Linked DNA regions of Mus musculus: region 2 is linked to region 1. The links are chromatin loops, found by intact Hi-C in ENCODE. Cell type or tissue: heart. All regions are shown on one strand.

What was found. Hi-C counts contacts between places; a loop is a spot of excess contacts. Peaks named below come from ENCODE experiments on the same cell type or tissue, not always from the same donor. Only the 100,000 strongest peaks of a DNase experiment are listed, where the experiment ranks them.
Region 2: it touches region 1 in a loop (2.9-fold over the local background); 5 of 42 quality-filtered maps call a loop at or near these places.

The regions. Positions count from the first base shown.
Region 1 is chr6:6,294,668-6,302,667 of GRCm38, forward strand. All of the region lies in intron 1 of Gm20619 (predicted gene 20619), which reads left to right. Among named protein-coding and RNA genes, the nearest start is that of Gm34749, 25 kb to the right of the region's middle. In heart, no CTCF peak of the experiment used is centred here; DNase peaks (open chromatin) are centred at 4,734 and 6,524; H3K27ac peaks cover 1,342 bases.
Region 2 is chr6:6,179,625-6,187,624 of GRCm38, forward strand. Slc25a13 (solute carrier family 25 (mitochondrial carrier, adenine nucleotide translocator), member 13) reads right to left here. Exons shown (of 18, transcript NM_001177572.1): 3 at 1,347-1,489. Among named protein-coding and RNA genes, the nearest start is that of Slc25a13, 34 kb to the right of the region's middle. In heart, a CTCF peak has its summit at 4,066 (motif pointing right); DNase peaks (open chromatin) are centred at 4,287, 5,617 and 6,257; H3K4me3 peaks cover 631 bases; H3K27ac peaks cover 2,000 bases.

The sequences.
Region 1 (8,000 bases):
TACTTCCATGAGAGCCAGACATGGTCCTTCTCTTTTGATGATGGTCCCTCGGAGCCAGAGTGATTGATACATCACTTAGAGAGGTCCAGCGCTCTGGACAGATCTGAGAGCGGTGTAGAACTTACAATTTAGTAAAAGAATGACCTGAAATATGACTTTCTCTTTAATCTAGATTACTTCAAAATTCTAGGAGAGATGCCTGGATCCTTTACTGTGGAGCTGTAAGTCTCGGCAGGTGACACTGAGCTAAGTTTTGACCTGATTTATAGGTGAAAGTAAGGAAAGATAATTTCACAATCTGATGCTTCCTCTGATGGTTCTCTTCTCTTCTCTTCTCTTCTCTTCTCTTCTCTTCTCTTCTCTTCTCTTCTCTTTCTCCTCTCCTCTCCTCTCCTCTCCTCTCCTCTCCTCTCCTCTCCTCTCTCCTCTCTCCTCTGTCTCTGTCTCTGTCTCTGTCTCTGTCTCTGTCTCTGTCTCTTCCCTTACTGCAGGCTCAAAAATATAGCACTGGAGAAATAAAGCAAATGTACAGGTGAGAAAAAATCCTGTGGAAGTATGCAGAAATTCTCCCCAGGGAGGGATGGAAATCACAGATGTCTTAGTCATCATCCAAATATTTACTAAGGTCAGGAATCTGTGCTGGTAAGTTTAGACATATGGTGGTAGATTTTATTTTCAAGGGCCTTTTAAGTTCAGAGGTGATATAAAAATGTAGAAGAATACAATGTAAGAAATAGAACACTTTGTTAGAAATAGAGGGAGAAATTGAAGGAGCACCTGAACCACCATGGTAAAGGAGTAAATACCGCTAAGGACCAGAAATGTCGGGAAAGAGGCTGGGAGTTGGTCCAGTGAGTGTCTTAAGGTTTCCATTGCTGAGAAGAGACACTATTACCAAGGCAACTCTTATAAAGTACAATATTTAATTGGGGCTGGCTTACAGGTTCAGAGGTTCAGCCCATTATCATCATGGCAGGAAGCATGGCAGCATCCATGGAGCTCAAGAAGGACCTGAGAGTATTGCATCCTGATTGGACTGCAGCAAGCAGAGACTGTCTTCCAGTCAGCTAGGAGGAGGGTCTCAAAGCCCACGCCCACAATGATACACTTCCTTCAACAAGGCCACACCCACTCCAACAAGATCACACCTCCTACTAGTGCCACTCCCTGGGCCAAGCATATTCAAACCACCACATTCCACTCCCTGGACCGCTAGGCTTGTTCAAACATATGAGTCTATAGGGGGGCATTCCTAGCCATAGTATAATACAAAATACATTTAGTCCAACTTCAAAAGTCTGTAACAGTCTCAACAATGTTAAAAGTCCACTGTTCAAAGTCTTTTTGAGATTCATTCAGTTACTTAACTGTAATCCCCTATAAAATCAAAATAAAAAAAGCAGATCACATACCCCCAACATCACAGGATATACATTATCATTCCAAAACACCATAGTGAGGAAATACTGGACCGAAGCAAGACCAAAGGCCAGCTGGACAAACTCCAAGCTCTGCATCTCCATGACCAATGTCAAAGTGTTTTTCAGGTCTTCAACTCCTTTCATCCTTTTTGACTGCTGTTGGCAGATTTGGCATTTAGCAGCAACAAACTTCATCCTCTTGGGCTGGTTCCAATCCCTGTATACAGCTTTCCTCAATAGGTATTCCATGGCTCTGGCATCTCTAACATCTAGGGGTATCCAAGGCAATGTCTAGGATACACACATGATATTTTGGATTCCACCAAAGGGCTTGGGTCACTTCTCCAGCTCTGTGCTTTGTAGCATTCTAGGCTCTGGTTGACTCCACTCCACTGCTGCTGTTGTTCTTTCTTAGTGATGATCTCACAGTACTGGCTTCTCCAATTCTCTGTAGTCTTCCACTGCAACCAGGCTTCAGCAATAAGGCTCTTATAGGCTTCTTTCATGGGCCGAGCTTCAACTCCTTTGCAGGATCCCTTCAGTCCTGGACCATCAACTACAACTGAGGCCATACCTTTACCAATGGCCTTCCATGCATCTCACAGTGCCAAGCCTAAACTGCTTTTCCATGACCCCTTCATGCCTTCAAAACCAGTATCACTTGGGTGATTCTTACATATTACCAAGTCCTGTTGAAGCACAAGGTAAAGCCTGGGCAATCTCTGGAACACAACTTCTTTGTGTTCTCGGAAAACATGTCCCAGAAAATTTCACCTTGGTGAAATCACCTTCTTAATCACTGCTAATTTCTTAGCTCCAGCTAACCAGCATCAATGGCACTAGTAGTCCCTCCTATTCTTGCATCTTTACAGCTAGAGCTATGTGGCAGAAGCTGCTGAGTCCTGCTGCTTGCTGAGACTGGAGCATGGGCTTCTTGTTCTATTACATTATCTCCAGCTTTCTGTTTCCCAACTCATTTACTGCCTAAGCTTGACTGTTCTGGAACTTGCTGTACAGATTGACCCGGAACTCAGAGATCCACATGGCTCAGTTTTCTGAATGCTGGGATTAAAGGTATGTACCACCATGCCTGGATCTAAGCTTTTCTCTACTTGGAACTTGCTCTGTCACCCTAGGTTCTGCTGGCCTAGAAGTTTTGGTTCCAGAGCAGGGAGTGTTCCTGCCAGGAGTATTGAACTGGAAGCTCAGACTTCTTCCTGGTGATTTTGGACTTCTAATGCCTTTAAACCAACAGGCTAAGAAAGGAATACCAGTGTTAGAAGGGGTGATAGATCCAGATCATTATGGGGAAATTGGATTGCCTCTCCACAGTTGAAGTAAGAAGAATTCTATCTGGAGTGGGAGATCTTAGTACAGCCATTTCTTGTGGTTAAAGTACTACCATGTCATGTGATTAAAGTCAATAGGAAACTACAAGAGCCTAATCCAAGTATATTCAAATCATCCCAGTGGGTAAGGTGCTTGCCTTACAAGCTCATAACTGAGTTTGATCCTCAGAATGCACATAAAAAGTGCTGGGTCCAGTGCTGTGTTCTTATAATCCCACAGTTGAGGAGGCAGAAACAGGGGAGTCTCTCCAGCTCACTGGCCTGTTACTGCAGCCTGCCCTAAGAACTCCAGGCCAATGAGAGGGCATCTCAATGGAGGTGGGTGGCTTTCCTGGGGATGACAACTAACAATTAACTCTGACTTCCCCATGTATACCATCACACCACAAACATGCACACACATTAAAAAAAAAAAAGTCAGGAAAGAACATGCAAATGGAAAGTGCTTAATGAAGAGAGGCCGACTGAAGGTGAAAGGCCTCTGAAAGTGGTAGAAGGCCTCCATTATGACGTGAGGATAGTAGACAGATACACTAGCTCTGATTGGGTGCTAAACCCAAGAATTATAATTTAAGGACTGTGTGATCTTTTGAGCATCTCAGAGCTGTATGGAATCTTAAATACTGAATTGTTCTATGGGTAAAAGTGGCCTGCCTTTGCCACATGGTCAGTGTCTTTTTTTTTTTTTGTAACTTTTAAATTTTTATTTAATCAATTTATTTTACTTTTCACCTATGAATGTTTTACCTTTTGGATCCTCTACAACTGAGGTTACAGATGGTTGTGAGCCACCATATGGGGTTGGTGATAAAACCTGGGTCTTCTAAAGGAGTAGCAAGTGCTCTTAACCACTGAGCCATCTTTCCATTCCATGTGGTCAGCATCTTTATGATAAAAAGTTAAATCATGTTCCTAATGACATAATGAAGTGATGAAAAGTTTAGAGTTACTGGGTAGATTTTAATTGACCTTAAAATACATACAAAAGGAAGCTTTTTGTCTAATGGTGGGTCATCAAGCAGGATGAGGTCACAGTGAAGCCAAGATTTGTGGTCATGCCCACGTTGGGCTTCAGAGCTCATTCACATGAAGATCTGGGCATATCTCTCACCGCTCTGAACTCCCGCTTCCTTAGCTCTAAGATGATGTCTATACAGAACCTCTCTACTTTCCTAGATCCTTACAAGAACTGAATTAAACGAGAGGGCTTATCTAAGTCCACGCTTTGTTCTTCTTCAACAGCAGGAATGTCTTGAGTCTTTGGCCCTTCATCCTCCAGTCTCTAACACACATCCAGCAGGCATCTGACAGATTATGTTACATTGCATGTTAGGCACAAGGCCCTGAGTTGGATCCCCAGCACTGCATAAATCGATGGAGTGTCACATGCCTATAACGACAGCACTTTGGGGACAGAGGCATGAGCAGCAGAGGTTCAAGGTCATCTTTGGTTGCCCAGCAAACCTGAGGCCAGACTAGACTACATAAGACACTGTCTCAATTTAAAAAAAAAAAAAAAGGTTAGATTGTGTTGCTCTTTAAGCAAGCCACTCTCTGTTGCTTGAACCTCTTTAATGAGTGTGAGCTAGACCGTCCCAGAGGGCACTTCCTCCTTAGGCCCATCATACCGGATCAAGCTGCCCTTCTCTGATGAAGTACAGCATTGTCTTCCTCAGCTGCAGCCACTGAACCAATGATTCCATTATATCATGTGGCTTTCCTTTGGCCCCCATTCATTAATATCCATGCAATGTCATTTGTCCTATGAAGGGATTTGCCATTCAGTATTGCAAGGTCTGTTCTGTGTTAGTTAACAACTACCCACAGTGGGCAGCTTAGCACACTGCTCAGCAGGAAATCACATTGCAAATGATTTGTTTTATTTTAGTCCTGTCATCCCGGGTAGCTCTGCATTGCTTTATCTGAGCTTGCGAAACAGCCCTGAATGTGAGCAGTCAGAATCAAGTCATGTTCTCACCCTTCAATGCGCTTGGCACGTTTTCTTTCCGGACACATCCAGTGGATACTGTGCAGACCTTCTCCAGCTAATCTCAGGAAGGCTGAAGTTTTTAGACGGCTACCCTTCATATTTAGGGGTAAGTGGCAAGTGCAGGAAATGCTTCCTTCTGTTTGGGTTGTGTTTTCTTAGCGTGGGGAGGAATTATAACGTAATGGGATTGATTAATGACCCCGACAGGAGACACAGCCCTGGAGCTGGAAGTGAGTGAGCAGAGTGCCTAGTTTGCTTTTCAACCTCCCAAGATCTTTAGCAGCTATACAGCGCTTACCTCCCCAACTTACTTTGCGGAGTAGATTCTGTAGTTTTAAAATGTGCTTTGCATGGAAGGCCCAGTGCTCTCTGTAGAAGTCTCTGGGGATGGTTACCTCCAAAATAAAATGATAACGGTGCCTCATCTCGCGGAGAACATTTGAATTTGCTTGGAGTCACTTTTAAAAGTGTTATCACTTCATCTGCTGATATATTAGATATAGTTGTTAATAGAATTTTACTAATTAATAGATAGCCTCAATGCAAAAAGATAAGACATTGACTGCTCTTTAGGAAAAAAAAATGTTGTAAGCTGTAGCAAACTACTCTCATGGAGATTTCTTTGTGGTAGTAGAGATAGCAACCCATGAGGAATTAAATGAAAAGATAAACTGTGTGTGATTGCTTCACCAGCCACAGTGTGGGGTGAAATCTGGCTGTTTAAAGCTATGGGAAGTGACAAGGGGCCTGCTTTGGGTTGGGCAGCCAGGTGAGGTTACTCTGAAGACCATTAGAACAGAAGCTTGATGGGAGAGAGGAAGAATGTGAATGGGTAAACCTGGAAAAGGCAGTTCAGACAGATGGACAATGGAGTGTGGGATTGCGGTAGAGAATGTGATCTCTGTAGTTTAGCTGAAAATCCCAGTTCTGTGCCTTGATTAGTTTTCATTGTCAATGTGACCTGGGAAGAAGGAACTGCAACTGAGATCCTGATCACATTAGCATGTTGGCCTGACTGTGAGGCATTTTCTTTATCTCTGATGTAAGAGACCCCAGCCCACTGTTGGGGGTGCCATTCCCTATACAGGAGGACCTGAGCTGTGTAAAGCCCTGGTGAAGCATCAGCCTGTGACTGAGCTAGAGAGTGAGTAAATAGCATTCCTCCATGCTTTTTGCTTCAGTTCCACTTGAATTTCTGTCCCAACGTCCCTTCAATGGCTTGTAACCTGGAAGTGTAACCAAAATAAGACATTTTCTCCCTTAAGTTGCCTTTGGTCAGAATGTTTTATCATAGTAACAAAAAAGCAAACCAGAACACTCTGGGGCTTCCCTTTCTGCAGGAAACAGTAAAGACAGTGGAATTTACTGAGACGTTTCTGTGCACTGAGCATGTGCAAGATCTTGGGTTCAGTTCTCAACACAACAGACATGACAAAAGTGAAGCAAACAGGAAAAGCCAGCACCTACCTCCTGTGTGTCAGTTAACACGTGGAGCCTTTCTACACTTATTTTTGTGTTGAATTCTCTCATCAGCTCTGCAGCACTCACATGATCCTTAAATCCACCCTACCGGCAAAGAATGAGACGTGGAGGGTTCAGGGTGGCGCCAGGATTCAACCACTCAAGCTTGAGTCAAGAGCCAGTTGTATTAATACCACATAAAACTTGGGATGCACAGTGCCAGCTGTGGGGACGATGGGGTTTTCTGTACTTGGAAGTTTTTCCCTCCCCTGCCAGTGACCTTCTCTCTTCCAACTCTCCTTTGGGACATTTGGAGGTGGTTTGGAATGGCAGTTAGCCATGGTCTGCCACCTCTTGTTCTGGAGTCTTTCCTACAAACATCACTCCTAGCTCCCAAGCCTTGGCAAACACCCACCTTGGTTTAGGTAAGGTGACACACTAGGCTCATTAGAAATGCCAATGGACTCACATTCGGTAAAAGCAGTGGCAGCTGATAAGTCAGACTTTGCATGGGAACAGCTGTGTGACCTAGGCCAAGTAGTGGAATCCCTGCACCTGTGTTCTCCTGTGTAAAACCGATTCATCACATGTCACCTGTAGACCTTGCTGACGTGGTTTCTCTGTGTAAACCAAATGAGGTCACAGGGGACATGACGTCAACTATATAATTAAAACATAAGTAGCACTTGAGCATTAGAAAGTGATCAAAGCATGCAAACTTATCTTCTGGTCCCTAGCGTATGTATCACTGGGATAAACTTCTGGGCTTGCTTTGTATTTCTATTTCTGATCTTAGGGGTCCATGTTGCTGCGTATTCTTCAAATCACATCTCTCTGATCAAACAAAAATAAAACAAAACTATCTCTTGGATTTTCATCATCAGTTTAAAACTTGCTTTTCTAGAACCTGAATCAATTAGAGCAATTCCTACCTTTGGAATTGAAGCTATGCAACTCTGTGATTTCTGAAACCACATGTATTTACTGTATTGTAGAGAATAATGTTACCCAGAAATCTCGGTGGAATGAGTTTTGTTTTGTTTTAATTGTTTTAATTTTGCTATGGAATCTTACTGTGTTGCTCAGACTGGGCTGTAGCTCACACTCCTCCTGTCTCAGCCTCCCCTGTACTGAGATTATAGGTATATATCACTAAGCCCAGGTGCAATTATAATTAAGCTGACTGATTCTGGTCTAACTCTAAAGAAAATATATATTAGAAACCTATCTCTCTGTTTATTCTATAGAAAATATTTTTGAAGTATCAGTTTATAGCTCAGTGTGGTTTGCAGATTCTCCATTGTGTATATAAGTCTATGCATGTACATGCATATGCAGACATGCTATGTATAGCAGACTGACCATTCTGAGTATCTCTGCTGAAAACAATGTGGTACAGTGTGGTACACTCAGCTTTCTACAGCAAATCAGTGAGGTCAAGGTGAACGGAGTCTAAGACCAGTGAAGACCCCATCATATATTAAAATGATGTCCAAAGCTGTAAAGTGGTTAAGGGACTTGATGCTAATTCCCTTGGGAAGGGAGCCTGGCTTGATCACTTAGCTCTGAGGCAGGGGAGAAATTGCTTATTTTCTTTGAATCCCTCATTTTTCACTGGCAAAATGAAGGTAGTATGGAGACCCACTCCTCAGAGTGTTCTAGTAAAGGCAGGGCTGGCCTGCTGAGTATTTTCACTGTAAAGACTACCCGTTGGCTATGACAAGAGCTAAGTCTAACACACTCCCTTCCACTGACTCACGGAAACAGATCTCTTACTAT
Region 2 (8,000 bases), 120 kb before region 1:
GGTTTTGGGCACTGTGGCGTTATGGTTAAGAAAGCCACAAGTGTACTTGAAAATTGCTAAGGGAGATTTAAATATTCTGAATGCAAAACAAAATATGCACATAGTGTAATAGATATGTTAGTTTCTACAATCAATATGTACTTTAGCATATGTTATAAATAATAATATTCTTTAATCAATTAAATATAAATTAACCCACCACTAAGCAGGCAGAGGCAGGAGGATCTCTGAGATCGAAGCCAGCCTGGTCTACAGGGTGAGTTCCAGTCAGCCTGGCTACACAGAGAAATCTTCTCTCAAAAAATAATAAGATATACAGACAGACACATATAAATTCCTAGGTCTCATAACATCTCACCAATTACAACAGCCTCATCAAGCTATAAACAAGTCTTACAAACATGGAAATCTTCTCTCAAAAAATAATAATAAATAGAATAAACTTTACTACATATTTGAAGACAAGACAGAGCAAAAGTGTATATTACAGTTGAGAAACCCAGAATTTCTAAATGAAGGTGTCAACAAGGCCATCCAGAACCTCTCTCCTGAGGCTCTTTGGGAACTCCATCTGAGGCAGGCTTGAGTGGCTGCAGACACTCGGTTGTGAGTGTACCACTCAGACTCCAGCCTCGTAGTAATATCACACCTGGTCCCTGTGTCAAATCTCCCGCTGCCCCCATCATCAAAGGCTCTTGTAATGGAAATTAGGTCCACCCAGATAACACAAGATAACATTTTCCTGTCAAAATGCTTAACTATACCAGTCCCCTAGATTCTGCCTCCAAATATGGTAAGATTTGCCAATTCCAGAGGAAACACAGAGGAAACTGGTCATTGGGACAAAGCAAAGGGTGCCCTGCAAACTTTTGCCTGATTGGTTCTATGCAGTAGAGACTCAACTCTAGCCAGCCTGACTTGGTAACTTGGAATCATCAGAATTTTCTATCTCTCATTTTCATACCATTTAAGCATACATGAAACTTTAAAGACAATTTAGACAAAGAGACAATCATAGAAGTTATGTCCATAGAGTCATGTTGAAGTTCATAACTTTACAGCTATCTTGAGATATACAAACAGACACATATAAATTCCTAGGTCTCATAACATCTCATCAATTACAACAGCCTCATCAAGCTATAAACAAGTCTTACAAACATAGAGTCCACAACTCTGAAACAATGCTTGAAGAAATACTGAGATATCATGTCTAAAATGATGGATTAATAGGTAGAAGAAACAGTTTTGGTCATATAGAGGGTGCATACATATAGTGACTTCTTTACCATTAAGCAAAAGAAAGTTGGTGTGAGCAAAAGGAAGGTATTTAGAAGTACACATACCCATCTTTGGTCTGATCCACTACACCACTTAAAAGTTCCACAGTTTTCGGGTTGGGCTGGCTTTCTCCAAAAATATTCAAATACCGAGTGACAAAGTCATGAGGAGACATAAAAAATTCACCATTTTTTTCAATGCTCGCATACTGTCGAAAGAGGAGGGAAGAGGTAAGAAAGTTATTTAGTATCTCCGATTCTTAAACATATATGACCACACAACCAATAGTGGAAGGCCATGACCATTCAAAAGATAAAAATCATACAGCCTAGTAACATCTTCAATTATCATCTGTCACTTTAAAGAAAAAAATTTAAGGAGTCAAATTTTATGCTCACCAGAAGCTCTCAACAATGGCTTTTGGGGGACCTGTGGCAATGTCTGGTAACAGTTTTCATTGTTATGACTTGGAGAGAGGGAATTTGTCACTAGCAAATATAAAATAATGCCCGACAGAGGTCTCATTAGGAAGCCCAGGTGACCCCAACCTCAAGACCTCTCTACCTCAGTCCTCCATCGCGATTACAGGCATGCGCACTAAGCTTAAGGATGTGTCCTTGTTAAAGTGAGATCAATTGTGAGGTATTAACTATCCTTCCATAGAGCTGGCAGTGAACGTCTTGCATTCCTGTGTAACAAAGCCCAATTCAATGCAAAGAGAAACAAAACTGATGTTCAGCCGACCTGAAGCCGTCAGAGCGACCTCTTACTCTGGTTTTCTATTTTAGCCCTTCAAATGTATTTTGTTTATTTTGGCTCCTACCAAGCAATTTATAGATGTGGAGCCCCAGATGGCTTGGGGTCAGATGCTACCCAATCCCTAAGTCCATGGCTGCTCAAATAATTCACTCAAATGCTTACAGTCCCTGAGAAAAGAAGACAAACTGGGCTGAGGAGCTGCCGTGGAGCCACGGGCATCCTCTGTGATGTTGGAAGCAGGTTTAGATTGCTGCACTAGGCAATGCCCTAGTCTCAGCATCACACAGGGGCTCGCAAGCACGGGACTCCCTTCATGGTGTTCTAGGACTCGGTTCACTTTAGGCCAAAAGGAGCAGGCTGTGTCTTGTTTCTGGGCACACCCAGCTTGTGGGAAATGCTGAAAATAAACACGAGGATGCAGCATCCTCGATGAGGAGAACCAGACCTCCTGATTTTCAAGATGAAAGAGAGGAGCATAAGGTACCTGAGGGCAGGGGTTACTAAGTGACCAGAATCACACTGGCAGCAGCAGGGTGATGAGGGGCACGGTGTAATGAAGAGCAGTACCAGGTTGTGTAGGCTGCGGGGTCTGGCTCTACCCGATTCCACCTGAACATACTGGGAGTTAAATAAAGCTTTCTGGGCTCTGATGATTCATGTGCAGAATGGGTGTAATAATATTACCAGCCCCATATGGCTGATGCATGGAGCGGATGAGATAACAACACACACTATGAACGATGCCCAGAACACAGTAAGCACACTTCTGGTTTTGCTTTTTTATTACATATATGTATGTATGCATCTATGTGCATATGTATCCACATATGTATGCACATAGATGCATGCCACAGCACTCATATGGAGGTTGGAGGAGAACTCGTGGAAGTCCGTTGTCTCCTTTCCACCATGTAGAGTTGGGGGGTGGAACTCAGACTGTGCCTTTGTATCAAACACCTTTACCTGCTGATCCATTCTGCTGGCCCACTTTTTTGCTTATCTAATTCATTTCTTTAACCCACCGTTTCACTGAGTGAGATCTGCTGCTGGTATCAAACCAGGTCAAGGATGCAATGAGGGTTTTCTTCCATCGCTAGCGACCTGGTCCGAGGCACTGCCTAAGGGAAGTCATGGCAAAATGCTAGGATACTATCTTCGAAGTATATTTCTCAGATAACAGTACAAAACAGAGACAGCCCAGCGATGCCACCATCCTTCACTGGCATTTACTTTAATTTGCAGGGAATGGACAGAAGAAAGAATTCATTGTTATTTTTTTCCCTAAATGAGGACAAACAAGCTTGAAATGGAAGTGGCCTGTCATCGAGAATGATAGCAATCCTATGGTTGGTTATACGAGGTTTCCCTATGATAGTGATTAATTTACCTTAGAATACAACTTAACTTTTCCCCTGCTGGTACACATTTAGATTCTTTCCAGTCTGGGTTATTTTGTACAAAAACCTAAGATAGCCATTCTTATATATAACATTTGTCCCAATTCCTATTTTCAAAGAACAGACTCCCTGAAAGAAGAAATTGTTGAGTTAAAGGACAGGAACCTTCAGGCGCTCGTCGCTTATTATCACGCTGTTCTCCGGAAACGATTGTACCAATCGCTCTGCCACCCACAGCGCCAGAACGTGCTCTCGTCCCTTCTGAGGTCATATTTGTTTCAAATACTTTTCCAGTTTGACATTTTTATGTAATTCAGTCTAGAGGGCTTTTTTTTTTCCTTTGCCAATCCTTCCATTGCTTTCCTGACCTTGGAAACGCAGTCCCTTCTCATGTCAAGAAGAAATCCCAACACAGTTTCTCTCCTGACCTTTGACCAGATCCGTATTTAGCATTAGGCTCCCGGATATCAGAGCTCTGTTTCTGTATGTTTTGTGACATGAGAATATTCCGACTTTTCCCAATCTATATTGGCTATTCCAGGCCCACAAACCATGTCTTCCCCGACCCTGCCCTGCTCTTTAAGATGCAGGCTTTTCACTGATAAATTAACAGATGACCACCAGGGAGCACAGTGAGAAGCTGACTCCACCTGCAGCTTCAGTTCTCAGAGGCTGGAAAGGCTTCCTGGGGCCGGAGTGTACTCTGGGGCCGCCAGGCACAGCACCAAGAATGTGTCATGGATCGGCAGTTCTGAGCGATGGGAGACAGTCCAAGACCACCCTATCTTGTTGACCTGTCTGTCCTTGCAAGATAACAATGACTCTTGCTTGCGGCAACTGCAGGGAGGGCCCTGTCAGGACAGGACTTTTTTTGGCTGTGTTCTTTCCCACTGTTGTTTCCGCAGATTCCCAGACTGCTGAATGGGGCTCGAGAAACCCTTTCCCGATGAGAGAAGGGTTCAGAACGCTGCATCACTTTTCTCCTGGAGCTTTTCTTAGCCTGATGGTTATCCTTTGCATTTTCTCCAAATGATCCTGGGAATCATTGTCAAGTTGTGAACCGGAAACTCAATCGTCCCCGGAAATGCAAGCTCAAGCCGCTCACTCTCAAGATAATGAGGGATAATGAAAGTTGGCAAAAACACAGAACATTCCCACATGCTGGAGGTGTAAGAAGAAACTGATGGAGCTGGTGAGGTGGCTCAGCGGCCAGGAGCACTGGCTGCTCTTCCGCAGGACCCGGGTTCAATTCCCAGAACCTACATGCCAGCTCACAACTCTCTGTAACTCAAGTTTAGAGAATCACAGACATGCATGCAAGCAAAAATACCAATGCACACAAAAATGGATATTTTTTAAAAATATTTTAAAAATATAATATTTTTTAAAAATATTATACTTGTGTGTGTATGTATATGTATATGTATATACATGCATGTATATGTGTATACATATGTGTGTATTTATATATGTGAATAAACTGACAAACCATTTTAGAAAACTGCTAAGCAATATCTACTGTAACTGTGCTAACATGACTATAGACAGCAATTTCAATCATAAGGAAATCTATAACAAAATGTACATGGACTATAATACCAAAAAGTTTGAGTATTCACAGCAACTTATCTTAGGATGACAAAAATGCTTTAAAAACAAAAACAAGGGGGCTGGTGAGATGGCTCAGTGGGTAAGAGCACCCGACTGCTCTTCCGAAGGTCAGGAGTTCAAATCCCAGCAACCACATGGTGGCTCACAACCATCCGATCACGAGATCTGACTCCCTCTTCTGGAGTGTCTGAAGACAGCTACAGTGTACTTACATATAATAAATAAATAAATAAATCTTAAAAAAACAAAAACAAAAACAAAAAAGCAACAGTCCAGAGATCACTCAATGACTGGATACTTAATTGACTGTCATATAGTCACACAATAAAATACAATGCAGCAATAAACTAACTCACTCCACCACCCACCACACATAAAATCAGGGTTGGAGGTAGAGGTCAGTGGAAGAGTGAAAGCCTGTGTTGACACAGGCCTAGAGCTCAGCAAGAAGTAACAGAGTAGACACAGACCACATTACTATACTTATCCTGCAATGAAATAAAGGCCTGAACTAAGGTGTCATGAGAGAATCCAGCCAGTTAGCTTTGGGGGCGTGGTGACTGACTAGCACAGGGAGCAAGGAACTTCTGGGTGCTAGTGCCATGGGCTGAACGCTCACTCTGTAAATAACCACGGCGATGTGTGCTGAGGATACATGAACCAGACTCAGACCAACTGTCACACTATCACTGAGGAATTTGTATTGCCCTCACTTGTTTAGAGGTGATAAAAGAGGTCTCCTCTTAAATGACATGTTAATTTGGATGCAGAATACAGTTGTGCTCAGTTTAGAACAAAGCAGTCCACCAAAGCAGGAATGACCCACTCTGGGGTTCAAGTAAATACATCAAAGGTTGTCTCTTGGACTCATGGACAGAGGCCAACTACGATAAAAGCATAAACTAGGGATGTTGACAAGGCAGCTTGGTTGTCCTTGAAGCAAGGAACAAGGGTCACTGCTGGGGAAGACACACTTCCAGCTGCCACAGCTCTAGAATACCTTTCAATACCTCTGACGATATTCTTCGGAAGGCTTTTCTAATTCTTTAAACACTCATCAACTGTGGTAACACTGAATGAGGATAGTAGCAGACAGACTCAGAAAAGGAACCTGTCCCTGCAGTGCCGATTCCACCAGGACTGGAGTCCTATCTAGCTTGCTCTCCACTAGTAATTTTAACAAAGCCTGTGAGTGGTGACCTGGGTCAGAGCCCTTATCATCTGGCCACTTGTGTTTACCAGGTGTCATTCACTGAACCCTGGGGCTGAAAGACAAATTCTCCTGGACACCCTTTCAGTCAGAGACTCCCTGGACACACCGTACACCAGGTCCTGTCACCGGCCAGCCTTTACCTTGATTCCCTGTTCCAAGGACAGAATAACACAAAACAGGGAATAAAAAAAATTAATAATTTAAAACTTACATTAACTGAAGATGCGTATTACAGCATGTAGGTGAATTACAGTAAATACTCAACAAAGAGATAAGGAAAGTACATGTGAAAATGTACAACCCAGTGTGGCAAATACTCAGTTAGATTAAGGGCTAATCATGTACACATTTGCTTTATAATCTTATTTCTGTTTGAAATTGTCACAATAAAAAATGAAAAATCTAAGAATCCTGAAGCTTTAATTTAAACAAATTTCTATTATTAAAAATTTTAAATTTAAATAATTTTTCAACTAACCAGAAAAAAGGGGTGTTGTTTTATAAAAATAAGTCTCAATTGCTCGCATAAATGTGAGAAATACACTTCCACATTCCAACCAAAATACACAGACAAGAGCGACCCAAGCTTCAGAGCCCGCCATGAGCTACATCTAAAAATTTCTCTTAAAAATATAGTGCAAAAGCCAGGAGTGAAGACATCGTTAATCCCAGCACTTGGGAGGCAGAGGCAGCTGATCTCTCTGAGGCAGGCGCTCTACAGAGTGAGCTCTAGGACAGCCAGAGCTATAGGGTTTTGAAACCCTGTCTGGAAAAACCAAAACCAAAACCAAAACCAAAACCAAAACCAAAACCAAACAAAACAAGAACTACAAAAAGAACACTAGTGCAAGCTAAAGGAAACCTGCAGATAGGAGGCCATGCAACAGGAGCGAGGGCTAGCACTCCTTTGGTAAGGTGCTTGCCAGGAATGTTTTGGGCAGACTTCAATACCAGGCACCATAAAAATGAGGAGTGGGGAAGACCTACTCATTACAATGTTGCATGATAGTTAATCAGAAATGGCAACTAAATAGACAGTAATGAAGAATGACTAGATAAAGCAGCATACAACGACGAAAATTAAGAATGTCGTAGTTTTAAAACTTATAGAAAAATAGTTATAACTTAACCCGTGTTATGTTAGACGGAGGGACCTTAACAAGGCAGTATTTGTATAGTTTTCCTCCTGTTAAGAAAAACAACTGAAAGAGAGAGCAAGAGATGAAGAGGGAAAAGAAAGAAGGGCAGAGGAGAAAGAGAGACATCCGTGTCTGTGCGGAAATCCAAGACAGTTGTCTTTATGCATCTGCCTTCTGAATCTTCAACAATGAAAAAAATTGATCGTAAGAAAAAAGTCCCTCAAACGGGAACTAAATGGAGTTTTCCTACAAACGTTTCCTGGTGTGTGCCATGCTTCAGTTGCCAGCCCAGACCTGAAACTCCACAAAGAGCTCACATCCTCCCTGCTGTGCCTGGCCCCTGCCACATCAGAAATGGAATCGCTCTAGACTCTTACTCATAAAGATTACACCTCTCCCACACTCCACACTCTGGAGGTACTGGTCTCATCCTGCCCTGCCCTCTGTGTGTGTGTGTGTGTGTGTGTGTGTGTGTGTGTGTGTGTGTGTGTGTGTGTGTCTGTTCTGCTACTGAACACTCAGGGCATGTACACTGTGGCCATATTCACACAGCCAGCCCCCACCATTATCAAAGATTGATTAGGCTCCGCACCCTTGAGC